5 separate regions of the Mus musculus genome follow, and regions 1, 2, 4 and 5 are each linked to region 3. A link is a loop called in an ENCODE intact Hi-C map of the cell type or tissue named here. Cell type or tissue: heart. All regions are shown on one strand.

Region 1 (5,000 bases), 110 kb after region 3:
AACACACACACACACACACACACACACACACACACACACACACACACACACAAACATGCGCGCGGGCGCGCCTCAGGAGCCTGGCTTGGAGGAAGAAAACAACACTATCTTGTTTTCCTGTGGTCGCAGCGGAAGGGATGAAACAAGAAATTTTTTCCCTCTCTCACGTTTGATGTGTTTTCCTAATGTCCTCCAGAAGCAGTTTCTATTGAAATGGGAACTTCAATCACAGCGGATCCAGCAACGAATGGGCCATGGCCTCCCTTTCTGTCGCTGTTCCCACACGGGGGCCAGAAGTGGTGGGTCCCTTCAGAGTGATGAAGGAGATGGGGAGGCAGTGCTGGGGCATGGGGCTTGGTGCTAGACAGTCACAAGCTGACCCCAGAGCTTTGGGGTGTTCTGATACCACCCCACAAAAAGCCTGCTGAGACCATTTGAGAGCAAAGTCCTCAGCTGGGCCTCCCTGGTCACCATCCCTGCCCCCAGGTGTCTGGATGTGCTTTGTTGGCTTTCTGTGCAACCCTGTCAAAGGCGACATTATGAAGTGCCCAGTGGTCCCAAGGGAGCTGAATAGAGGAGCCCCCTGGTGATAGAGCCAGCCTCTGTCTCGCTTCTCCATTTACGCCTTTGCCCTGTGATTTCTGCCATGTTTTGAAGCATGCAGATGGGACCTCGTGACTTTGGACTTTCCTTCCTGTAGAACTGTGGGCCAAGATAACCCACAGTTACTTAACAGCTACCAGGCCTCCAGGATTTTGTCACAGCAATGGAAAATGGAAAAGGCAGCCTGTGACACAGAAGGAAAACAGGCTCCAACATTTAAGAGTTCGCCCGTGACAGCTGACAGATAGAATCGGAGTGGAACGCCGTTTGGTTCTATCTTTGTCTCTGGTTTTCTTCTCATGTCCGAGGGACTGCACGATGGCCTTCTGGAGGACAGGAATTGGATACTGGCCTTCACCGTGACCCGAGGACGTGGCCTAGGGTTTGGTAGACAAAAAGAACCCATGAGGACAGTGTGGGGACCAAACTGACGGGTAGATGACGGGTGAGAGAGTGGATGAAGGATGGATTGATGAAGGATGGGCAGATAGGGGAAGGGCAGATGGTTGATGGGCGGGGGTGTGTGTGTGTGTGTATGTGTGTGTATAGTGAGTGGGTAGATGGTGTGTGGGTGGTGGAAGGGTGAGTGGATAGTGGGTGATGGATGAGTGGGTGGGTAGATGTGTGGATGATGGGTGGGGGTGGATGATGGGTGGGGGGTGTTGGGTGGGTGGGGGTGGGGAGGTAGATGGTGGGTAGGTGGGTGAGTAGGTGGAAGGACAGGTGAATGACAGATTAGTAGACAATAGAAGGGTGGGACACCCATGACAAGTAGAAGAAACCATTGCTGAGTGGCAGAGGAGAACACGTCTGTCCCTGGCGACTGTCCCTGTGTCCTGGGGAAGTCTGTGGTCCGGCAGCTCTCAGCAGCAGCAGGCTCCAGTTGTGAGCTGTCTTCCCGGAGTTTTAATTTCTTAATGAACTCCCATTAAACATTAGGAAACTCACATGAAAGTGTTTATAGATTTTCTTGCAAAACTGAATCAGAAACAATGATCTTGGCCCCAGGGGACCCCCACTCCCCATCTCCCAGGCACCAGTGTTCTCCTCATAACAAAACCATAGGGGAAATGAAACTCTGCTTCTAAACCTGGCTTTCATCAAAAGTGGGAAACTGAGTCAGGCGTGGGGCTCACACCTGGAATTCCAACATGCAGGAAGCTGGAAGACTTTGAGGACAGCCTCTGCTACACAGTGAGATCCTGACTCAAAACACCAAAACGACAACACGAGGAAATGACAGCAGGGGCCTGCAAGAGAGCTCAGTGGTTAAGGGGCTTGCTGCCAAATCTGACTGCGTGAGTTCTATCCCCAGAGCCCATATGGGAAAAGAGAGAACCGGTTCCATACAACTGTCCTCTGACCTCTACATACACAATAAACAGATGTAAAAAGAAAAGAAGACTAACAATAAGGGTGTGTTTTGTATGAGTGGAGGAGGTGATTAAAGTGAGAGGCATGAATGAATGCTGCGTGTTTCTCTGCTGGCCACGGGGCATAGTGGTCAGGGGCGCAGACACTGAAGCTGGGTGGGCAGGTTCCGAACCTCTCTGAGCTTCCACCCTCTGTTATCACCATGGTGTCTGGCGCCCATCCTTGCCTCGCAGGCCACTGGTCTGTCCTTGTGTGTGAAGCAGAGCCAGAGTTGAATTCTGTCCCCTACGTGACCTGTGCAAAAGAAATTCTCATCTGCGGGGGCATGCGCTGCCCTCCCACGGGGCACACGGGAAAGTCTAGAGACGGCTTGGACTCTATTTCAGTGGGAAGAGCTACCACTGTTAAACTCCCTGCTGGGTGCAGGACAGCCCCATCCCCAGAGAAAGATGACGGCCTCAGGAAAGCATGTCCCCAGCTGAGCTGGGCCACACAGCTCTGCAACCCTGAAGTCCCTGTAGGGAAGTGAAGGCCGAAGGAGCTGCCCATGTGTGACAGGAGATAGTCGCTCTGCCCCGAGCCACCCCAGCTAGCAGAGACTCTGCCTGGAGGGAGTCTGTTCCTGGCCCTACTCACCAGGCAAGGAACGTGTCTCCAGCGCCTCTCAGTGGCCAGGACCTTGAACTACAGATATTTCCGGCGGAGGGTACAGAGTGGGACCCCTCTCGGTTCACCAAGGCTGTTCCTCAGGCAGAAGGGTCACAGTGGGTAATGGCAGAAGTAGCAAAGAAATATGGATATGGAGTTGAGCCCTCTGTCACTCAGCAGCCATGAGACCTTAGGTGAAACCTTTCTCCTCTGAGCTTCGGTTTGCCCATCTGTAAAATGGAGCTGGAGCGGGTGGTTGGTCTTGTTGGCAGGATCTTCTTAAGATCGCATGGAGGGCCGGGCGTGGTGGCGCACGCCTTTAATTCCAGTACTCGGGAGGCAGAGGCAGGCGGATTTCTGAGTTCGAGGCCAGCCTGGTTTACAGAGTGAGTTCCAGGACAGCCAGGGCTATACCGAGAAACCCTGTCTCGAAACAAAAACAAAAAAACCCAAACAAACAAACAAAAAGACCCCGTGGAGGGTGGTGTGGATCAGATGCTGTGTTCGTCAGACGGCGTGCAGGGTGGTGTGGATCAGATGCTGTGTTCGTCAGACCCCGTGGAGGGTGGTGTGGATCAGATGCTGTGTTCGTCAGGGCGACTTGTCGTGGTCCATCTTGCTATGTCCTCAAGGATGACCTTGGACTTCTGACTTTCCTGTTACACCACTAAAAATCCTTAAACAGACAATAAATAAGTTTAGTGCAAAGGCACACTTAGAGAAGAGAGGGTGAACCGCCATGGCCCGTGAGGGTTCTGTCTTTGTTTCATACATATGCTTAAAACATGTACATTGCTAACATATGTGATGCCAAACTCTGCACTCCCTCAGCCCTAGTAAAGACCCCCCCAGCCCCGAGTAAACACACACCTGTCATGTCAGCCCTTGGGCTACAGAGCAAGCTCCTGTCTTAAAATAAACATTTAAGAAGCAATCCTGCCAAGCCGTCAGAAATACAACTGTTCGCTAGAAGTAGAGAAATAGGGAAAACAAACGAATAAACAAAACACTCGCCTCTCTACAGAAAAGCAAGGCAAATGGCCCACACATGCATCTCTTAGAGAGTATGTTTTCAAATTTATTTGGCCGGGAAGGGGCATGTGCAGGCCATGGTGTGTGTGTGTGTGTGTGTGTGTGTGTGTGTGTGTGTTGTCAAATGAGTCTGTTCTCTCCTTCCACCATACAGGTCCAGGGAATCGAACTCAAGTCATCAGGCTTGGTGGCAAGCTGCTTCACCCGTTGAGCCGCCTCACTGATCCTGGACACGCACTTTAAAACTCAAGCCCTAACATAAAATGATGAGTGCTCCAGGCTAGACCTTGTGGACAGTTATGTCCTCTACTGGCCAGGTGGAGATAGAGCCTGACTGTAGTGGGCCCGGGCTCCAGGCAGGAAAAACCAGGGCCTCCCTGGCATCTGGGCTGAATGTCTCTGAGTAGGTTCAACCTTAAACATTTAGACAATCATTGTGGAAGTTTCAAAAGCCTGTGTCCTGTGACGGACAGCAGAGTCTCTAGGAGTGCATCAGAGGGAACAGAGCAGTGGCTTGAGCGCACAGGCGATAATTGTGTGGTGTTTATTAGCTACAAAGCTTAGAAACAGCTATGGCCAGGCACCCATCGAGGTTCAAGTTTATGTTCGCACTGTGGAATGTGTGAAGCACGTTTTCCTGGTGTTGGTCTGGAGGGATCACCAAGGTGCATTGTTAAGAGGGGGAAAAAGAAAACAAACTTGCTCAGAACAGGGTGTGGAGCAACAGGGAGGACAGGAATCTGCTCACGTGCCTAGCACCTACCTCCTGGCTCTCTCAGCAACAATCCCTGAGACACAGTGACCACGAGGGTTTGCAGGAGGGGAGGTGGAGGAGAGGTACCGGGTCTGGCAGTCAGCAGACGCAGAGAACAACCCACTCTCTTTAGGCAGCCGAGTCCTAGCCCTCTAACTCAGTCTAGGGTAGAGTTGTGACTCTACACGTAGGAGCCATGCACTACAAAGTCAACACCCCCCCACCCTGGTCTCAGTTTCCTATTACAACATTTTCCCATATGTGTTCATTTCTTAGCTGATTTATTTTAAGATTAAAAGATTACGCCAGGCATGGTGGTGCATGCCTTTAATCCCAGCACTCAGGAGGCAGAGGCAAGAGGATCTCTGTGAGTTCGAGGTCAGTCTGGTCTACAAATCGGCAGGTTCCAGCACAGCCAGGGCTGTTGCACAGAGAAACCTTGTCTGGAAAAACCAGAAGAAGAAGAAAAAAACAATTTTAAAGAAATGACATTCTTTTATTTATTTATTTATTTGTGTGTATGTATGTATGCACACTCACACCACAGCATGTTTGTGAAGGTCAGCTTGCAGAAGCAGTCTCTTTCTAC
Region 2 (5,000 bases), 55 kb after region 3:
CTGTGTTCTCAGTCGTCAGAAATGCTATGGTCAAAAAGCAAAGTGCTCCCAGGCCGTGCTCCCTCCAGGCCAGCGGTGGGACTGGGTCACAGCTCCCATGGCAGGGACAGATTGCTTCCTTCCTTTCTGTGAGGTGCCAAGCAGGTCCTAAACTGGCTGATGTCGGCAAGACTGCCGCCCACGGTGGGAGGAAGTGGGTAGGTGCCCAGGACAGCGCCAGCAGACATGCCCTGGGGCGGCCCAGTCAAGGATGACGTGCATATCGCACCGCTGTGATGAGCTGGGCCGAGTGCAGAGGTCAGGTCAAAGATGCACCAGAATCAGGGTGGGCGCTGGGGAGGTGCCCTGTGTCGCCGGTACTCAGGGTCACTCACAGTGCCCCGCAGAAGACAGGCAGACATCTCAGGAGGTGTGGTTGGGAAGGGCAGTGTGTGTGTGTGTGTGTGTGTGTGTGTGTGTGTGTGTGTGTGTGTGTGTGTACACTCAGGCAAAGGCACAGTACGATGGTTGAGTGTGTCTACATGTTTGGGCATGAGGTCTTTTTTGCTGGGGCGTGTTCGTGAGAAACTGGGTGTGTTTGTTTAATTGTGTGTGAATGTGAGTTTAGGTCTGGAGCTCTGGGTGGAAACGGGGGTATGTGGGGACAACATGTGTGTCCCTGCCTCGGGGGTCTACATGTGCAGCTGCTCCTGCACACATAAGCTGGACAGGCAGCCAGGTGATTACACCAATCAGCACCACATCCAGAAAGGCCCGGGAAGTGGGAGGGGCCAACACCTATTGGAGCACAGGTGACAGATGCTGACACTGGGTTGCCCTAACAGCATGGTGTGGCGTGGCATAGTGTGGTGTGGCCTGGCGTGGCGTGGTGTGGTGACCCTGTTACTGTCTTACTAGAAGCTTCCACAAGGGCTCAATCCTGGGGCAGTTGGAGGCTGACTCTTTTTGGTTTTTGGTTTTTCGAGACAGGGTTTCTCTGTGTAGCCCTGGCTGTCCTGGAACTCACTTTGTAGACCAGGCTGGCCTCGAACTCAGAAATCTGCCTGCCTCTGCCTCCCGAGTGCTGGGATTAAAGGCATGTGCCACCACGCTCAGCCGGAGGCTGACTCTTTTTTTTTTTTTTTTTTTTAAAGATTTATTTATTTATTCTATGTAAGTACACTGTAGCTGTCTTCAGACACTCCAGAAGAGGGAGTCAGATCTCGTTAGGGATGGTTGTGAGCCACCATGTGGTTGCTGGGATTTGAACTCCTGACCTTCGGAAGAGCAGTCGGGTGCTCTTACCCACTGAGCCATCTCACCAGCCCGAGGCTGACTCTTAATTCAGTCAGTGATAACAGCAATATTCATTCATGCCTTCATTCATTCACACATTCATTTGTTCACACATTCATTCATTCATTCATTCACACACTCTTTCATCCATTCACATAGTCATTCATTTGTTCATTCATTTATTCGTTCACACACTTTCATCTGTTCACGTATTCATTCATGCACTCATTCATTTGTTCACTCACTCATTCACTCACACACTCATTCATTCATTCACACATTCATTTGCACACTAGTTCATTCACTCACACACTCATTCGTTCATCCACACATTCATTTATTCACACTCATTCATTTGTTCACCCATTCTTTCATTTTTGCTCACTCCTCATTCGCTCATTCACTAACACATTCAGTGAGTCATTCAAACATTCATTTATTCACATTGGTCTACTCAGTCACTTATCAGCTAACTAGCTAATTCACACATTCCATCATTCATCTGTACATGCATCCACTAACGTATTCTTTCTTATTCATTCACGAATTCCTTCGCCCACTTGCTCGTTCACCACTACTTACAAAGATGCTCTTATGTTCTCAACGATTCTTGGTGCCAGGGCTGCAGCCCAGAGTGAGATGGAGAGAAGTCCCTCTGACAGGATGCTCACACGATGCCGGGCCCGTGTGGGACCCCAGCATGGAGCAGGATAGTCTGGTGGTAAGTGCTGTCCATAAAGGCAAAGGTAGAGGTGAACTGAGAACAACAGGTTGGCCCCTGTTCTCAGGAGGATTGGCCAGCCTTGATCATAATGAGACGTTTAAGCAGAGGCTAACGGTGTCAGGGAGCCAAGTGTATCCTAGGGAGAGTGTCCTAGCCAAGATCATGGCAAGCGCAATGGCCCTGTGGTGAGCCCAGGTTTGTAGTTCAAGAAGAAACAAGGCCAGCTCAGAAGATGAAGCAAAAGGTGTGGCTGGAGAGTCTGGACACATGATACTGAGGGTCTGAGGGGCAGGAGGGGGGTGCAGGGGGGACCAGGGGGTTCTTCTCTAGTTCACCTGTTGAGCAGAGCGGCTGCGTCACTCTGCAGCTGGGTCCCAGCTGCCCGCCCGCCAAGAGTCTGACTTCTTGGCAGCTCTCAACGAAGCCCCAGCAGAGCCAGGCTGGCTGTGGGGGCTCTGGGTCTTTCGGGTCCCTCCTGGTCCCCTTGTCCTGAGAGGTGGTAGGAGGTAGGTGATCCAGTGAAAGGATCAATACTGTCCAAGCTCCACAGGCTGCGTGTGCGGCCCCAGAGGACAATGCAGCTTCTCCCTTCGCCTTTTTATGAGCTGTGAAGGAGCTTGTCTGCTTGCACAATCGCCCCTTAATTGCCGTTTCCTCTCAGTTATGTCATGGATCGGTCACTCACGTTATTAAACTTCCCGGCCTTATCGTCTGGAGCAGCGCCAGCTGCCGGCCTGACCTAGTTTCTCACCCGGTTTGAAAGCCCTCCCTCAGCCTTAGGACTTTTCCTAAGGAGAGGGCTCTGCCCAGCTCCACTGCTAAAAATAAATTAGACCAAGGAGGGGGGACTTCAAGGGCCCCACGGAAGTCTCGAGGCCAGAGCCAGTGGCCCCAGGGTGATGACTGGGCCCTCCCTGCCTAGAGGTTCCCTTTGGAAGCCTGTTCTGTTCTGGGGACCCAGGGTTGCCACACAGACAAACTGTGGCATAAGGGAACCCCAGATCCCTCTTTTCTTGCTTGTGGGTACAAAGAGCGACTTTGAAGAAAGGGAACCCTGGTTTGAAGTGAAGCCTATCTTTGCCTCTGGTCACTTGTCCATCCATCCATCCATCCATCCATCCATCCATCCATCTATCCATCCATCTATCCACTCACACCACAGACTCTGCCCAGTGCCCAGTGTTGACATGTCTGAGACAGCCATGGCCCAGTCCTACCCATGTAGAAATCTGGTGGCAGAGAGATTTTGAAGTGAAAGCGGTAAAACTGGCCCTGTGGCAGGGAAGCTGAGCTAAGAACCAGCACCCACACAATGAGAGGAACCAGGCTCAGCATGCAAGCCAGGAGGCTGCCAGTGGGCAGAAAGAGGAGAGATGCTGGCTCCCCGACTCCTTTGTGATGAGCTGATACCTGGGTAAGGTCTGCCCACTCCTCGCTCAGGCACCTTGGTTGCGGAGTCTAGTCCTGGGCCTCGTGGAAAGCGAGTGAATCAGAAGTTTAAGCACGACACACAAAGATCCCAAGAAGTGGTGTGAGGCAGGGTGGGCCAGTGCCTCTTCTGCTCACTCTTTGTTCTTCGTGTGAGAAGGGGATTGGGGGTGGTAACTCCACCTTGGCCAGACAGAGATGCTGGCCCTGTGCCCCAGGGCACATGGCTGCTGCCAGGGGCTGGGCCTCTGCCCACAGTTTTCCAGAAGTGACGCCCTCCTGGCCAAACAGGCCTGGGCAGCGGAGGCGGAAGTTTTCATTCGGCTTATGCTGTGCGTGAGGCTGTTTATCTAACTTGGCTGGAGGCTGAGTCCTGGCCCTGCAAATACTCTCTCAGTTATGACACAAACAGAACGTGTTCACAGAAGAAATATTTGAAAAATGCAAATTGGCAAAAAAAAAAAAAAAGATTTTAAGTGATGGCAAAAGAAAAGGCGTGCAGGGGGTAAGGGGCGGAGCAAGGAGAAGGGAGGGAGAGGGAGAGGGGGCCAGGAATCTAACAAACAAGGGCTGTCACCTGAAGTGCGCCACATAGCAACAAATCAGTCATAGGCTGAGATCCCAGGGCAGGCCCCTCCCCATGGTTTAAGCTCAACGGTGTATTCATTTTCTGTAGTCAAGATGAAGTACTGACTGAGAGAGCACGGCAAACCAGAGAGATAAGAGATGTGGCTCTGTGTGTGTGTGTGTGTGTGTGTGTGTGTGTGTGTGTGTGTGTGTGTGTGTGCAAGCACGCACGCTCCAGGGAGTATCTGAGCATGGTGGTTTGAATGAGAATGACCCCCATCGGCTCATGTGTTTGAGTATTTGTTCCCCAGTTGGTGGAACTGTTTGGGAAGAATTAGGAGTGACCTTGCTGGAGGAGGTGTGGCCTTGCTGGAGGAGGTGTGGCCTTGTTGGAGGAGGTGTGACCTTGTTGGAGGAGGTGTGGCCTTGCTGGAGGAGGTGTGGCTTTGCTGGAGGAGGTGTGGCCTTGCTGGAGGAGGTGTGGTCTTGCTGGAGGAGGTGTGTCACTGTTCACTGTATGCTCTCTCTGCCTTCTACTTGTGGATCCAGATGTGAGCTCTCAGCTGTTCTTGCCTCTGTGCCTTTCCTCTACTATATGAACATTAACCCTCGGAAACTAGCATGGCGTCTCTTTACAGCAGCCAAAAAGTAATAGAAGTTGGTACCATGTGTGGTGACAGGCCTGATCATGTTTTGGGGAGGGATGTGGAAGACTTTGGGACTTTGAACTTGGAAACTGGTTGAACACTGTAAGCAAAGCTTCATGGGTCACACCAGTGGGGGCTTGAAAGTCAATAGTGCCGAGAACAGTGTAGATCGTGGAGACCATTCACATATTTATGTGACTGCCTCCTTGCCCTAAGAATCTGCCTAAGGCTAAACCAGACTAGGACATTACTACCACAGCAGCAGCGGTGCCACCACAATTGTCTTAGGTGGTTCATCGCTGTGAAGAGACACCGTAACTGTGGCAACTCTTTTTTTTTTTTTTTGGAGACAGGGTTTC
Region 3 (5,000 bases):
CATGTTTCCTCAGGCACGACCAACTTTCTGGGTTTGAGACACTTTCAAGACACTTTCTCACCAAGTTGGCCAGCAATACCCAGAGATCTTCCTCAGCACGGGGGTTATGTAATCGCACAGCCACACGCACTGCCACAAGTACTGTTGTGCTCCACTCTTTACATGGGTTCTGAGTACCAAACTCAGGTCCTCTTGCTTGTGTGGCAAGCACCATCTACACACACACACACACACACACACACACACACACACACACACACTGCATGAACGCACAGGCGGGTAAAATATCCATAAACAAAAAATAAAAATAAATCTGGAAAAAAACATTTTAAAGGACTAAAGGGAAAATATTAAAAGAAAAAATTCTGAAGGGAAACGGAGGGTCTCGTCAGGAAAATGGAGAGTCTCCTCAGCCCTCAGCAGGAACAGTGTGGGGAGGGGGGATTTGGCTCTCTACAATTTTCATGGTTCCCAGCACCTTGTGACTGTGTCCAAACTCAGGTTCCTGTTCCGTTCCCAGCTTCTCTCACCTCAACCCAGCTAAATGATATTCTTCTCCCATGATTCCCTTTGCTGCCCGGCCCCGCTGCCCACCCGTCCCCACTGCCAGGAGCATCCTTCTATGCCCTCACCCACCCCCCCACCCCCCAGCCCTTTCTGTTCTTGCTCAATTCAGCTGTGCTTGAACTAGGCCTTAGAGAAGTAAGTGGACCCGGGGAGGGCCCAGCTCAGCTCTCTCCTCTTGGCCCCTGGCCTCTGCAGCCAGGGGAAGGGCTGAGGTGGAGGCCAGAGGCCGCTCACGTGGGCTGTGTGACTTCAGGCATCACCTGAGCCTTTTCTGGTCCCTGGCTTCTCTGTTCTTTTGCTTCTGTTGGTCTGGCGACAATGTCTCGGGAGAGATGTGTCCGTGGCTCTTCACCCAGTTGTGCCAGGCCAGCTCGAGGCGGCTTTGAGCGGACGCCAGTGAACGCCAGCCTGGGTCTTGAAGCCGTCCTTCCCAAGCTGACTTTTCAGCTCTGAGCTCTCTTGTCCGCGCGCAATCAAGGCAACTTACTCAACCACTCTGGGCGAGTTTCCTCCCATGTGAAAGTGCCTACCCCTTGGGGCACTGTGTAAACCACACTTGGTGTGCCCAGCAAGTGGGCAGAACAGCACCTGCTGTTAGAAACAGTGTGGCCGACCTGCTGTGTGGCGGACTGTCCTGGGTTGGCCTGAACCTCTGTGAGGTCTGGTCGTGGCAATGGGTTGAAAGTATGAAGTTGTTGAAAACTAACCACTGGCCTGGAGCAGGGCCCACAGGTGGGATTTTTGTTCTCCTTAAGCTTTTAAATACAGAATTTACTTAAGTCAAAGTCACTGAGCCAAGTCGGATCCACCCGCAGCGACGGGGATCCTGCCCCATCCTCTCCGCAGACAAATACCACTGGTTTTAATCCTATTTAACAAACTAATGAGATGTGAAAGAAAGTTGTGGGCTTGGGGACATGGACATCAACCCAAGGGCAGTGGAGACTTACATCCTAATCAGATGCTATGGAAGATAGGGATTGTAGGCAAGCCTTGCTCCAGGACCCTCAGCCTCTTCTAAAGTGAATGGGCTAGCTCTTATCTGTCTGTGCAACTCTAGTGTTAACTTTGGATAGAACCCATCCCTGCTGTTATTTATTAAGTGCCTCCTGTATGCAAACTCATGCTCATCTGCCCCCACCCCCTTCCTCCATCCTCTCCTCCCTCCATCCCAGCAGGGACTCACCACACTTCCCAAGGGAGGACAGTACTGGGGCTTTGCCCACAGAGGAGGAAGTGGGGGTTGGGTCGGCTGCTGACGCAGCTGTGACGTCAGAGCCGGCCACAGGCGGCGGCCAGCCCGCGCTGCTGGTACCCCGTGTGCCTGCTGGCCGTGGGCCCCCCGGCTCCCACCCCTTAACCCCTTCCCGGCTTCCCTTTCCCAGACGGCCATCCCCCAGCTGGCCTGGCCCACAAGATTCCCAGATTTCACAACCCGGGCTGGCGCTGACTCACGTACAGTAAGTTCGGGGAGAGAAACTCCCGGCTGCCTGGCGTCCCGTCCTGGGACAAGCCGGCCGCCAAGCCTGCTCTCCTCACAGACACTGCGTGGCTGGGATCTTCCCGCAGGGCTACTGCCCCACAGGGGAGCATGAACTGTGCCAGAATTCAAGGGGCCATCCATGAGATCCTGGTGGCCACGTGCTCAGCCGTGGCCTGCGGCCAGATTGCTGGTGGCCTGGAGTCATCCCCAACTCTAAGGCTAAGCTGTGGTGTCCTTACTGGGAAAGGGGGTTGGTTGGTCACAAGACCAGCATCCTGGGTCGTGGCAGGGACTGGGCGTGATGATTGCGAGCGAAGCAGAGCACAGGAAGTGGGGGTAAATATTATTGTTGTGACGTCACCTAATGACTCCAGAGCCCTGGAGAGGCCGTCCCACCTGGGGTACCATCTTCCAGGACAACAGGCCTCAGGAAGTGAGCCACTTTAACTTAGTTCGCCCTGTCTCCATTTAATCCGTGCGCACTAATTGAACATCACGGTGTTCCACAAGCACACGACTGGGTTCCAGAGACAGCAGTGCGTGAAGAAGGAAGCGTTACAGTTGATTATGGAGAAAGTGTGGGGGGGGCAGGCTCACTCCGTAGCCTAGGTTTGCCTCCCACTCAGGACCCTTAGCCTCCGTCTCTCCAGGGCAGGGACTCCAGGTGTGCACCCCCATACCTGGGCAGCAGAAGCAGGAAGCTTGAGAGCATATTTGTGATTGGCTGGCTCTGTTTGGCTGGCAGACAACACAGGTGGATGATGGGAGCTGAGGGTCCTGGGAGATCTAGATTGAGAGAGGAAGCCAGCGTATGCCTGAGGACAGGACCCAGGCAGTGAGACCCTGGCCTGCTGGAGGCACCTCTGAGACATCTAGCAGGGACGAGGGTGGCAGGCACCCAAGCCTCAGCCTGCCTTGCTGGGAGTGGATGACACCTGACCAGGGAGGGCCCTGCTTTTTCCCACTGACCTGGTGCCCACAGAGACAGTGGCGCTCGCTCCGTTCCATCTCCAAAGCCAGGGTGCTCAAGGACTTTGGGTCAAGGAGTGTAGGGGATCCTGGGGTTCATGACAGCTTTCCCAGCCTTCTGGGAGTCAGAGCATTTAGAGTTTGATTTATCACTGAGTTTAAGGGTGCCCTACTGCGGGATGGGCACAGCGCAGCTTTCTGGAGGAACAGGAGAGGCAGGGCCTCTGGCTTTGCTGTCTGTCTCCAACCCAGGGAGAGATGAAACACTGGAGCAAAGGGGACCGGGTGTGCTGCCCACGAGCATGAGCGCCGTGAGGAGGCCCGTGAGTAGGGACGTGCGGAGCCACAGGGGAGGGTATGCTCAGCCTGGCTGAGGCCTCACAAGGGGACAGCACAAGGCTTAATCAGCGTCCCTGAAAATGTTTTGTGTGTTTGTTTTTTTATATCAAGGTATATGTATTTGTGTAATTAGGATATGTGAATTGTGTGGGAGTGTGTGCCTGCCGTGGAACATGTGTGAAGGTTAAAGGTCAACTTATTCAGGCTGTTTCTTTCTTGCCACGTGGGTTTCAGGGATGAAATTGGGGTTAGTTGTCCTTGGTGGCAGGATACTTTACCCATTGCACCTTCTTACTGTGTGTGTGTGCATGTTGGTGTATAAGAGTGTGTGTCTGTGTCTATGTGTATGTATGTCTGTGTGTCTGTGAACATGTGTGTTTGTGTCTGTGTCTCTCTGAATATGTTTGTGTATCTATGTCTCTGTGTATGTGTGTGTGAGTGTGAGTGTGTATGTTTGTGTATCTGTGTGTGTGTGTCTGTGTCTCTCTGTGTATGTTTGTGTATCTGTGTCTCTGTGTATGTGTCTGTGTTTGTCTGTGTATGTTTGTGTGTCTGTGTGTGAGTGAGTGTGTGTCTGTGTCTCTGCATATGTTTGCTTGTCTGTGTGAGTGTGTCTCTGTGTATGTGTCTGTGAGTGTGGGTTTGTGTCTCTGTGTGTGTGTTTGTGAGTGTGTGTCTGTGAGTGTGTGTGTCTGTGTGTCTATGTAGGGGGTATGTAATGCTCACGAGTGTGCTATGCAGTTTTGCGTGGGTACATAAACATATGAGTATTCCTGTGGAGGTCACAGGTCACCCTCTGGTGTCTTCCTAGATCCCCCTTCACCTCTTTTTTTGGGGTACCTTTGGGATGCTGTCTCTTACTGGCCTGGAGCTCACCAACTAGGCAAGGCTGCCTGGTGGGCTAGCCTCATGCATTCACTGCTTGCACTTCTCTAACACTGGAGTTAGACCATCATGCCTGGATTTAATGTGTGTGCTGGGGACTCAACTCGGGTCCTCGGGTGCATGGGAAGCACTTTGCTGATGGAGCCATCACCTCAAGCCTCCTGAGAACACTTGAAAAACATTTATTTATTCCCACAAGAAGCCATTGGTGCCCCCTTTAGCCATGATTTCAAGGTACCCATGAGGTGGCTATGGACTTGCGTCTCACTACAGCTTAATGCAGCAGAAGCCTGGAGAAGCAGTGGGGTCACATGGTGTCTACCGATACAAGTGGGACGGCTGGCAATGGGAGGTGTAGAGGCCCCAGCTGAGGAAGAACACACCTTGGGTATCTTGGCTGAACACAGAGCTAGAACTCAAACCTTGTTTTGTTCTGGGGTCTCGGGGCTGCTGGGAGGCCCAAGCTGGAAGGCTCTCTAGGAGAGAGCTGGCCTGGGGTTGAACCAGACCCTGACACCCCCTCCAGCCTGGGTAATTATCTGAAGTGTGGGCAGCTCCCACTTCCTGCCCCTTTCATCCCAGCTCCGGGGCTGCAGGCAGCAATTAACCTCCCCAGCGCCCCTCTGAAGTAGGTTCTGGAGGCAGACATGTTATTAAACCCATTTTTACAGCTAGGTAAACTGAGGCAAAGACCACTGCAGCTGGAGCCTGCGGTTCCCCGTGACTCAGCAGCTGTATTTGCTCCTGCTTTTCTGTC
Region 4 (5,000 bases), 82 kb after region 3:
CAGAGAAAGTAACGGTGTGAGCCCAGCAGTTCTCCACGGGAAGCAGGCTGCAGGCAGATGGATCAGCCAGGGCAAAGGCCCTAGGGTAGTGTCTCAGGGTTTTACTGCTGTGAACAGACACCATGAGCAAGGCAAGTCTTATAAAAGGCGACATTTCATTGAGCCTGGCTTACAAGTTCAGAGGTTCAGTCCAGTATCATCAAGGTGGGAGCATGGCAGCATCCAGACAGGAATGGTGCAGGAAGAGCTGAGAGTTCTACATCTTCATCTGAAGGCTGCTAGCAGAATACTGGCTTCCAGGCAACTAGGATGAGGGTCTTAAAGCTCACGATCACAGTGACACACCTACTCCAATAAGGACACACCTTCTAATAGTGCCAGTCCCTGGGTCGAGCATGTACAAACCACCACAGGTAGGAACAGGTGTGGCACAGGCCATCCTTAGCTAGGTGGCCAGAGAGGCCAGCATTATACCCAGGTTCGTGACCCCAGTGCTTTGGGGTTGGGGTGGGGGAGGGGACAATTATTTACTCAAGCTTCTCTGGAAAAACATGATGTCAAGGGCGACCGACAGTAAATCTGGACTTGTCCTAGGAAACAATGGGGAGTAGAGACAGGGACAAGTCAGCTGGCCAGAGGGCTGGGGCGCAGCGGATCATAAGGAATTTATTAAAAATCTGTGCAGCAAAAGAGGCTTCTGGTCGACTTCAAAACGATGTTTATTGTGGTGTCTCCAGCACAGGCATCAGAATGAGAAGCTGGAGGCAGCTCTCTGGGCAGTCGTAGGCTGGAGAACTCTTTGGAAAACCTACACGCTCATCCATTCATTTCCTCAGACCTACCATGTGTCTGTGGAGAGTGACATGGCTGCCGCTGCCTCCCGTGACAACAACCACACCACACACACAAACGTCACAGACTTCCGTGCTGGAACAGCGCTTCCACATCAGGGAGAGGGGTGCCAGGATGCTTCCCGGCCTGCAGAAGAGGGAGTGAGATGATGGCTGAGCCTGGCTTCCTTCTGCTCCCCCCTCTTTTTATATTGTCATAGGGAGGGGCTCAAAAGCAGCAACAAAGTGTAGAGGAGATGGAGTCGGGTCCTGGAGAACCATGTGTCTGACTGACGGAGAAAGAACTTGACAACTTCATTAGCAGGAAGGAAAAGCAGAGCCTGGGGCAGAAGGAGGCTTGGCTCGCACAGGACATCTCCAGACCCTTAACGGGTCCAAACAATATTGGCAGGTGAAGGCATCCTAGGATAAAGCTATAGGAAGGCCCCCGCTTTGCTTTCGTGAAAAATGCAAATGAAAGCCACAGGAAGATCAAATCCACGGCTCCGTAGGAAACGTAGGAAACGGTGCTGGCTGAGCAAGCACAAGGACCTGCGTTCAAATATCCAGAACCTACATTAACAGAAGGTATGGTCACTCCCTTGCCTCTAACCCTGATGCCATGGGGAGTGGGGACAGGAGGATCCCTGGGGCTTCCTGGCCACCAACCTAACTCTAGGCTCAGTGAGTGACCCTGTCTTAAAGGAAACACAGCAGAGGGAGTGAGAGCAGGGCACACAGGTCCTCCTCATCTCTCTATGAGGTGTGCACAGGCGAAGCTGCACACAAATGCTCCCATACAACACACACACACCTGCCCACACATATACACATATATACATTCACTCACACATACACACATGTATACCCCTAAACACACACATACATATATGCTCACATACAGACACTCACATATACATATACATACACATGCACACACACACATACATACACACACATAAACACACGGGTGCACACACGTTACTAAGCCACATTTCCATGAAAGCTGTAGAGTATGTTTCTGGGTTGCCCAGTTTATCCTCTGGGACTTGTCTGTTTCTCTGGGACTTGTCTGTTTCTCTCGTGCTTCAAATAAGAACTAGACACAGGAAGGAAGTGTGCAGGATAGGACGGATCATCACACTGAGACCTGGGCCCCCTGGAGAGCATGGCTCTGTCTGTCCTCCTAGGGTCTACTCCTTTTTCACCCCCCAAAACTCACCCCGACAGACTTGGGACACAAAGCCGCTGGCTATGTGAGACCCAAGTCTGAACCTGATGCTACCTCACCACCAGGCAGCTTCAGCTTCCTGATGATGTCATCAGGGGCCTCAGCGCTCTTCAGCGGAGCCACGGCTGCTTCAGAAACACGTGGGGATGTGAGCGAGAGACGCTGCATTTTTCAAAGCACGCATTTGGAGGCTGGAGAGATGGCTCAGCAGTTAAAAGTGCTTCTAGCTCTTCCAGAGGTCCCAAGTACCATTCCCAGAATCCAGATCAGGAGACTCACTACTGCCTGTAACTCTTTACGGGGTGGGGGTGGGGAATCTGTACTCACACTTGCACACACACACACACACATACACACACACACACACACACACACACGTGTGTGTGTGACTTAAAAACAAGGCCTTTCTAAAAACCCCACTTACTTAGCCTATGGCAGGCTGAGACCAGAGGCTGGACTTGGGATGTCCCATTCAGCAGGACCCTGTTTGGAGTTTGGAAAGGGCTCCCTTCTGCCTGGGACCGTTGAGGCCTGCACAGATGGCCAATGGCCAATGGCCATCTGAGCCCTGTCACTATGACCTCAGTTTCTCCTAGCTCAGCTGGCCATCCTCTCCTGGAGAAGCAAGGCTTTGACAGGCAATGGTTTAAACCCATGCTTGCCAGGCCTTCAGACACCAGCCAGCCGCTTGGTGAACTGCCTAGCCTGCCTCATTTCTTACACAGAACAGAGGCTCAGAGAAGCTGTGTGACTTGCCTAATGCCACACAGCCAGGACTGGACCCTGTGAGATCCATTCTCTGGGCCTGGCAGCAGCAGGAGCTGTTTGTGTAGCTGGGGGTCCAAGGAAGAGAAAGAAAAAGCCAGCAGCCTGCAGCTCCACTTACAGGCAAGGCAGCCACTGAGCACTGTCCTCTTCAGGGCAGGCTGAGGCTGAGGTGGAGGACCAGCCACTGCTGGGGGACCAGGAACCTAGCTCTTCTGCCTGCCCGGCAGCAGCAACAGCAGCAGCAGTGTCCATGGCTGCCCGCCAGGCCCTGCCTGACGTCAGGCTCTGACCAGACCAGGGACATAATGTGCTGGCGTCAGGACAAAGACTGAGTGCAGCAGAGGCAAGGTGGGGCCATCCAGAGAACCGGGGATGGAGGGGGCAGAAGAGACAGGCTGAGAGGAAGGAACATGGAGAGAGAAGAGGGAGGCAGAGAGGGTGTGGATAATGGGGTGGGCGGGGAGACAGAGGAAGAATCAGACCGAGACCACAGGCAATACAACAGAGAAAGCTAGGCGGACATGGAAAAGAGAGCCAGGGCCAGAGTAGAGGACTCCAGTCCTCCACTCTACTTAGCTGTGTCCTGGTGACCGGTGGCTTACCTCTGGGAGCCTGGGAGCATTGCCCAGACCTGGAGATGACAGTGTCAAAGCCTCTCATCTGGTCAAGAGAGAGAGCCCCAGTCATGATGCGGAAGGGGACATTATGGAAAAGGCTTTGGCTGGCCCTGTATACAGCAGGGGATTAATAAAGTACAGGCTGTGGGGAGAGAGGGAGATGACAGTGGCCTCTTGGGAATGAGGTGCCTTCTGCAGCCTTGCTGCCCAGCACTGGAGAGCCCTCTTCTGACAATGAGGCTTTAACATGAGGCCATGGTGCAGACCTTCGCCTGGCTGACCTGGTTTGGGGCACACAACTCCTTGTTTATGGGCCTAAGAAGGCCATAGTCTCAGGGCCACCACGTCACCAAAGCCAAGCAAGGCCAGGCCTGGTCACTTCTGGCCTTCCAGCCACAGAACACTTATACATCTTAATTATCAAATTCAGGAGGGCTGAGGGCTAAGCTAGCTCCCCCTGAGGGACCAAACCTGTGTTCTCTGTGGGTGCAGGGACCCCCAAGGGTCCCAGGGGCACTCACCTCTCCGATGCTTTCACACTGTCCCAGAAGCCTTTGCCCTCTCTTCTCCCTCCTCCTCCTCTTCATCCTCAGAATCGAGCACCTACTGTATACTAAGCGAGCTACTAGTATGCAGTTCTGCAGACAACTGCCCAAGGGGGAAGCAGAGACAGTGTCCCCTGAACAGGTAACAGTTCTGTTTTCTGAACAGCTTGAGTATCACCTGTGTCCCACTGTGTACCATGACGATGTCACCACGTACATGGCCATAGTTTTGTCAGAGCTGATCCTCCTGCCCCCTCCAAAGACCTTTGGTTGTCTGAAAACATCTCCACCATGGAGATGTTCTGGCAACTCAAGGGCACAGACCAAGTCACACATAATACCCTACTATGCACAGGATAACCCAGCACGGAGAACCCTCCAGCCCCCAACACTGGAGTGGCAAGGTTAAGGACTAAGCTGGGAGGTAAGAGGCACGTGTATGCATGACCACGTGGAAGCTGAAGGTCAGCCTGGGTGCCCTTCCTAAGGTTTCGTCCACACTGTTCACTGAGACAGGGTCTCTCACCTGTCTGGACTGTGCCAAGCAGGCTAAGCGGCTACTGCTAAGTCCCATGATCCTCCTGTCTCCGCCTCTCTAGTGCTTAGCTTTACATGGAGGCCCTCAGCAAGCGCCTCACCTCTGACCCATCTCCTCAGCTGTTTCTTTGTCATCTGTCATCAGGCGTTTCTGGATGCTGGGGACGTGGAGAATGGCCTGACCTGTTCTCAGAAGAGGAATGACCTTGTCCATCAGTGAGTCTCCCACACTTAGAAATGTCCCTGATATGATGTAGAGCCTGGTATATGTTCGTTATTTGATAAAAAAAAAATCAGAAATGGTGCTGTGGAACGGATATGTCTCTGATCGCACAGATGCTAACGGCAACATCAGTATCTGAACTGGGAGCTGGCCCTATAATTAATTGGCACCTAACGTGAGTGACGCTGGACAGCCCCACCCCAATGTAGCAGAACTCCATGCTCCACGGAGAGCCAGACATTCACCCTT
Region 5 (5,000 bases), 89 kb before region 3:
TTATCAGGGGGATCAAACGAGTATAAAATATGGCTCAGAGACAGCAGAGGGCCGGCTAAGGTCACACAGCAGATGCTCGCGGTACTGAATAACCCTCCCCAGGTCTTGCTGTGTCTCCCCAGAACCCTGAAATGTTGGCAGGAAGCTAAGGCACAGAGCCAGTTTGCCCCAAGGCCACACCCAGCCAAAACAACGAGAGTAAAGAGAGAAGTTGGGCCATGGAGATGGCTCAGTGGTTTAAGGTAGTTACTACCAAGCCTGAAGACCTGAGTTCAATACCCAGGACCCATCTGCCAGGAGAGACCTGTGACAGTCAGCGAACCCCAAGTTCTGACCTTCACATGCAAGTTGTGGTGCACAGTAGATAGATAGATAGACAGACAGACAGACAGACAGATAGATAGACAGATCCCTCCCTGGAGGGGCTGACATGGGGGTGGGCAGCAGGGACAGAAGGATGACAGGCCAGGTGAGATGGGCTTTCAGGTCAGGAGTGTTGGGGGCCAGGGACCCAGGACTGGGCTCCTGGAGCAGGGTTGAGGGAACAGATAGTGTGCTCACTCTCTGCCTTCCTGGAGCCCAGTCTGAGGGGAAACTGAGGGAAAGAATACGTGCGTGCATGGCGACCTACAGGCAGGGAAGAATAGTCACCAGTGTTGGAGAAGGGAGGGCCCGTTAGTGAAGCCCCAACGTCCCACTTTACAGCCAGGCCTGGCTGGGTGGCCCTGGGGATGTCACCACGCCTCTCTGGGCCCTGATCCCTTCCTGGCCCAGAGGCTGCTGGGAAGGCCAGAAAGCCGCAGGCAGGCAGGGCTAGCGTCTTACCCTTTCCCTCCCTGCCCCCCACCCCCAAGGGCACAGGGAGATGTCATTTCTCCAGCTCTTGGGGGCGGAGGTCACCCCAGCTCAGCAGATAACACCGAAGGTTGAGCAACACCCCGCCAGCTTGCCGGGGCCAGGGCTGGGGTCAATGGGTCGGGGGTCAGCCCCTGACAGGTTGGCAGCTCCTGCTTGAGTGGCCCACCTAGGAGTGGCAGAAGGGTGGGCCCCAAGAGTTGCCCTGGGCGTCCTCAAAAGGGTCTCACCGGAGAGAGGCTGGTGATCCCAGCCCATTCAAGTGCACGGGGTGGAGGGGTTGCCTCCCCAGCTTGCAGGGTGACCGCTGGGTCCTTATGGCTGGAGTGGGGTCTACCATGCTCCCACCGCAATCACCTGAGAAGCCTCTGGGCAGGGCTGTGCAGGTCTTAGGAAGGCATCGTACTTCTCGGGGGTCCGTTTGTCTCTGATGACACCACTACTAACAATACCAACACTGTCCACGGAGGGAACTCAGAAGCAAAGTGACTCACCCAGACACAGTGTGGCAGAACCCCCAGCCCTGCCACCTTCATGGAGAGGCGCAGGGAGTGGCGTAGGCAGGTGCGGTAGGCGGGCCATACATAGGGTGGAGGGCTGGGATCCAGGACAGCGAGCATCCCCGGGGTGGGCGTGCACCTGGAGAGTTCTGCTTCCCAGGAGTTGGGGGGGGGGTCCCAGAGGTGTGGGCAGCACCTGGGTGGGAGGACATGCACCCCGTGGAAGGCTGCTTCCAGGGAATTGGGGCCCGGGGACAGCGGGCAGGATCCGAGGGTTGGGGTCGTGTAGCTGGAGGAACGATCTGTTTCCCAAGAGTTGGGGGTCCGGGACAGCGGACCGGAGCCGGGACGAGCCACCGCGTCCTCCAGCAGGGGGCGGGCGGCGGCCGCGCTCCTCCGTGTTCCCGAGGGGCGGGAAGGGGGCGGGCTGGCGTCACCCGCGTCCGTGGCCATCGCGGGGCTGGCGGGACGCCCGGGTCACCGCTCAGCCTCCCGCGCGAGGACCCCCGCCGCGCCCCACTCCCCGCCGCGCCCTCTCGCGCTCCCGTGGCCGGGCAATGACGCGCACCGACCGGGTGGCGGGGCGGCGGGAGGGGCCCCAGCGTGACGCAGCCCGTTGCCAGGCGCCGCCTTATAAACCTCCCGCTCGGCCGCCGCCGCGCCGAGTCCGAGCCGCGCACGGGACCGGGACGCAGCGGAGCCCGCGGGCCCCGCGTTCATGCACCGCCTGCTGGCCTGGGACGCAGCATGCCTCCCGCCGCCGCCCGCCGCCTTTAGACCCATGGAAGTGGCCAACTTCTACTACGAGCCCGACTGCCTGGCCTACGGGGCCAAGGCGGCCCGCGCCGCGCCGCGCGCCCCCGCCGCCGAGCCGGCCATTGGCGAGCACGAGCGCGCCATCGACTTCAGCCCCTACCTGGAGCCGCTCGCGCCCGCCGCGGACTTCGCCGCGCCCGCGCCCGCGCACCACGACTTCCTCTCCGACCTCTTCGCCGACGACTACGGCGCCAAGCCGAGCAAGAAGCCGGCCGACTACGGTTACGTGAGCCTCGGCCGCGCGGGCGCCAAGGCCGCGCCGCCCGCCTGCTTCCCGCCGCCGCCTCCCGCCGCGCTCAAGGCGGAGCCGGGCTTCGAACCCGCGGACTGCAAGCGCGCGGACGACGCGCCCGCCATGGCGGCCGGTTTCCCGTTCGCCCTGCGCGCCTACCTGGGCTACCAGGCGACGCCGAGCGGCAGCAGCGGCAGCCTGTCCACGTCGTCGTCGTCCAGCCCGCCCGGCACGCCGAGCCCCGCCGACGCCAAGGCCGCGCCCGCCGCCTGCTTCGCGGGGCCGCCGGCCGCGCCCGCCAAGGCCAAGGCCAAGAAGACGGTGGACAAGCTGAGCGACGAGTACAAGATGCGGCGCGAGCGCAACAACATCGCGGTGCGCAAGAGCCGCGACAAGGCCAAGATGCGCAACCTGGAGACGCAGCACAAGGTGCTGGAGCTGACGGCGGAGAACGAGCGGCTGCAGAAGAAGGTGGAGCAGCTGTCGCGAGAGCTCAGCACCCTGCGGAACTTGTTCAAGCAGCTGCCCGAGCCGCTGCTGGCCTCGGCGGGCCACTGCTAGCGCGGCGCGGGTGGCGTGGGGGGCGCCGCGGCCACCCTGGGCACCGTGCGCCCTGCCCCGCGCGCTCCGGCCCCGCGCGCGCGCCCGGACCACCGTGCGTGCCCTGCGCGCACCTGCACCTGCACCGAGGGGACACCGCGGGCACACCGCGGGCACCGCGCGCACGCACCTGCACAGCGCACCGGGTTTCGGGACTTGATGCAATCCGGATCAAACGTGGCTGAGCGCGTGTGGACACGGGACTGACGCAACACACGTGTAACTGTCAGCCGGGCCCTGAGTAATCACTTAAAGATGTTCCTGCGGGGTTGTTGATGTTTTTGGTTTTGTTTTTGTTTTTTGTTTTGTTTTGTTTTTTTTTTTGGTCTTATTATTTTTTTTGTATTATATAAAAAAGTTCTATTTCTATGAGAAAAGAGGCGTATGTATATTTTGAGAACCTTTTCCGTTTCGAGCATTAAAGTGAAGACATTTTAATAAACTTTTTTGGAGAATGTTTAAAAGCCTTTTGGGGGCAGTAGTTGGCTTTTGAAAAAAAATTTTTTTTCTTCCCTCCCGACTTTGGATTTATGCGAGATTTTGTTTTTGTGTTTCTGGTGTGTAGGGGGCTGCGGGTTATTTTTGGGTTGTGTGTGGCGGTGGGTGGGGGTGTCGCATCTGGGCTTTTCTCTTCCCATGGCAGATGGGGTGTCAGCCCCTCCCCCCAGGAGAGGGGGCAGAGTGCCAGGTCAGGAATTCAGGGTGACTCAGCACCCACGGGTGCTGGGGGACTTGCTAGAAACCCTGCTTGGGACGGGCCGCCCTCGGCTTGGTTTGAGTGTCAGACTTGTGTTGAGAGGACTAGACATTCTGTAGGAAAGGCTAGTCCAGACAGCTGGGTCAGGGCAGGTGAGTTCTGTGTGTTTGGTGGTGTGGGGGAGACCGCACGCCTGTTTGGTGTCTGTGTCCCTGTGTAGCTGGAAGAGAGATTGGGCCGAGAGGAAGGTGAAGGGAACACTTCCTACTCTGCTTTCCCTTTCTCACTATTTTTTCTGCCCAGAGGGGACTAGGAGCCTCTCTTACTGCGCTCAGAGTGGCTGAGCCAGGACTTGAACGCAGGGCCAACACTCAGATTTGCCGGGGCAGCTCTGCTGCAGCCGGGCCGCATTAGTGAGAGTTGAGGGTGTCCAAGGAGTAGTGGATGTGCTGTGTCCCGCCGTGCCTGGCACGCCAGAACTGTTACATAAGCGTTTGTTCTTGTTATTATTTTTGATGGGAGGCTCCTGGCATTTGACTGTGTGAGTGTGGAGGCCAGCGTTCTGCAAGCCCTGGGCCTGCCTGCCTGCATCTCCTTCGTGCCTCGTGGAAGGTAGGCACTACTGTGCCTTTTGCTTTATGGATTTGGATAGCTTGTGGCTCTCAGGTCCCGATGAGCACCCTGCTGTGAGGGATTCTGGGTAACGGGTAACAGAGCAGTTTGCCAAAGGCCTAAGGGAGCCTGGGATTTTTAGGGGTGACCAGCGACTCTGGTTGGTGAATAGGGAATCTGTTTTCTTCCCTTACTCTTTGGGAACTTGGAGTGTTAAGCCTGGTGACCTGTCTCCCACTGTCACAGGGTGAGGCTCTCTCCGCCTGCTCAATGCTAAGGTGGTTCGTAGCCTGTACAGACCCTCAGACACTTGGCTTCCATTCAGCTTCCTTCTAGGCCTAGACAGATGGACAGACACTTGACCCGGTGGGCCCGGGAGCCAAGGTCAGTGAAACCTCATGGTCCAGTGTCTTGGTGGCTTCTGTCTACACCAAGTGACTGTTGGTCAGTTCCACTGCTCCAAGACTTAGAAGCCAAGCCTAGGCTGGACCTGGGAGATGAGGGAGGCTCAATCTTTCCAAGGATTCGAAGCATTAATGTACCTCTGCAGCCAGACTGGCCGGCATCCATTTCTCAGCATAAGTAACTTGGAAGTCACAGAAGTGCCACTCCCACTGGAGGTCCATCTCCAGCAAGTTTGGGGTGGGTTTGTAGTCCCTGTCCCTACTCCGAATCCTCCATCCTTCAT

Evidence for each region. A loop is a pair of places that touch in the nucleus more often than their neighbours do. Peaks named below come from ENCODE experiments on the same cell type or tissue, not always from the same donor. Only the 100,000 strongest peaks of a DNase experiment are listed, where the experiment ranks them.
Region 1: it touches region 3 in a loop (2.1-fold over the local background); 8 of 42 quality-filtered maps call a loop at or near these places.
Region 2: it touches region 3 in a loop (2.9-fold over the local background); 8 of 42 quality-filtered maps call a loop at or near these places.
Region 4: it touches region 3 in a loop (7-fold over the local background); 5 of 42 quality-filtered maps call a loop at or near these places.
Region 5: a loop joins it to region 3, with 3 times the contacts of the local background. A loop is called at or near these places in 16 of 42 quality-filtered maps.

What each region holds. Positions count from the first base shown.
Region 1 is chr2:167,889,521-167,894,520 of GRCm38, forward strand. No RefSeq gene overlaps it. Among named protein-coding and RNA genes, the nearest start is that of Gm33033, 14 kb to the left of the region's middle. In heart, CTCF peaks have their summits at 2,643 and 2,868; a DNase peak (open chromatin) is centred at 2,591; H3K27ac peaks cover 1,936 bases; H3K27me3 peaks cover 817 bases.
Region 2 is chr2:167,831,074-167,836,073 of GRCm38, forward strand. No RefSeq gene overlaps it. Among named protein-coding and RNA genes, the nearest start is that of Gm32685, 2.5 kb to the right of the region's middle. In heart, a CTCF peak has its summit at 2,719; DNase peaks (open chromatin) are centred at 218, 787, 2,738 and 3,698; H3K4me3 peaks cover 538 bases; H3K27ac peaks cover 2,870 bases.
Region 3 is chr2:167,775,640-167,780,639 of GRCm38, forward strand. It overlaps Gm32287 (a long non-coding RNA gene), which reads right to left and starts at 2,288. Exons shown (of 7, transcript XR_003954117.1): 1 at 2,027-2,288. Gm14321 (predicted gene 14321) reads left to right here and starts at 1,852. Exons shown (of 2, transcript NR_166468.1): 1 at 1,852-2,027. In heart, no CTCF peak of the experiment used is centred here; DNase peaks (open chromatin) are centred at 2,052, 2,282, 2,842, 3,292 and 2 weaker places; H3K4me3 peaks cover 1,581 bases; H3K27ac peaks cover 3,408 bases.
Region 4 is chr2:167,857,605-167,862,604 of GRCm38, forward strand. It overlaps Gm32845 (a long non-coding RNA gene), which reads left to right. Exons shown (of 8, transcript XR_375289.3): 6 at 738-1,418; 7 at 4,674-4,744. It overlaps Gm33033 (a long non-coding RNA gene), which reads right to left. Exons shown (of 2, transcript XR_003954119.1): 2 at 696-5,000. Among named protein-coding and RNA genes, the nearest start is that of Gm32845, 12 kb to the left of the region's middle. In heart, a CTCF peak has its summit at 2,962; a DNase peak (open chromatin) is centred at 3,067; H3K27ac peaks cover 4,234 bases.
Region 5 is chr2:167,686,949-167,691,948 of GRCm38, forward strand. It overlaps Cebpb (CCAAT/enhancer binding protein (C/EBP), beta), which reads left to right and starts at 1,967. Exons shown (of 1, transcript NM_009883.4): 1 at 1,967-3,484. The coding sequence starts at 2,074. The coding sequence ends at 2,964. A530013C23Rik (RIKEN cDNA A530013C23 gene) reads left to right here and starts at 3,811. Exons shown (of 2, transcript NR_110334.1): 1 at 3,811-3,852. In heart, CTCF peaks have their summits at 1,726 (motif pointing right) and 1,932; DNase peaks (open chromatin) are centred at 2,103, 3,073, 3,703, 4,193 and 2 weaker places; H3K4me3 peaks cover 3,237 bases; H3K27ac peaks cover 1,928 bases; H3K27me3 peaks cover 1,516 bases.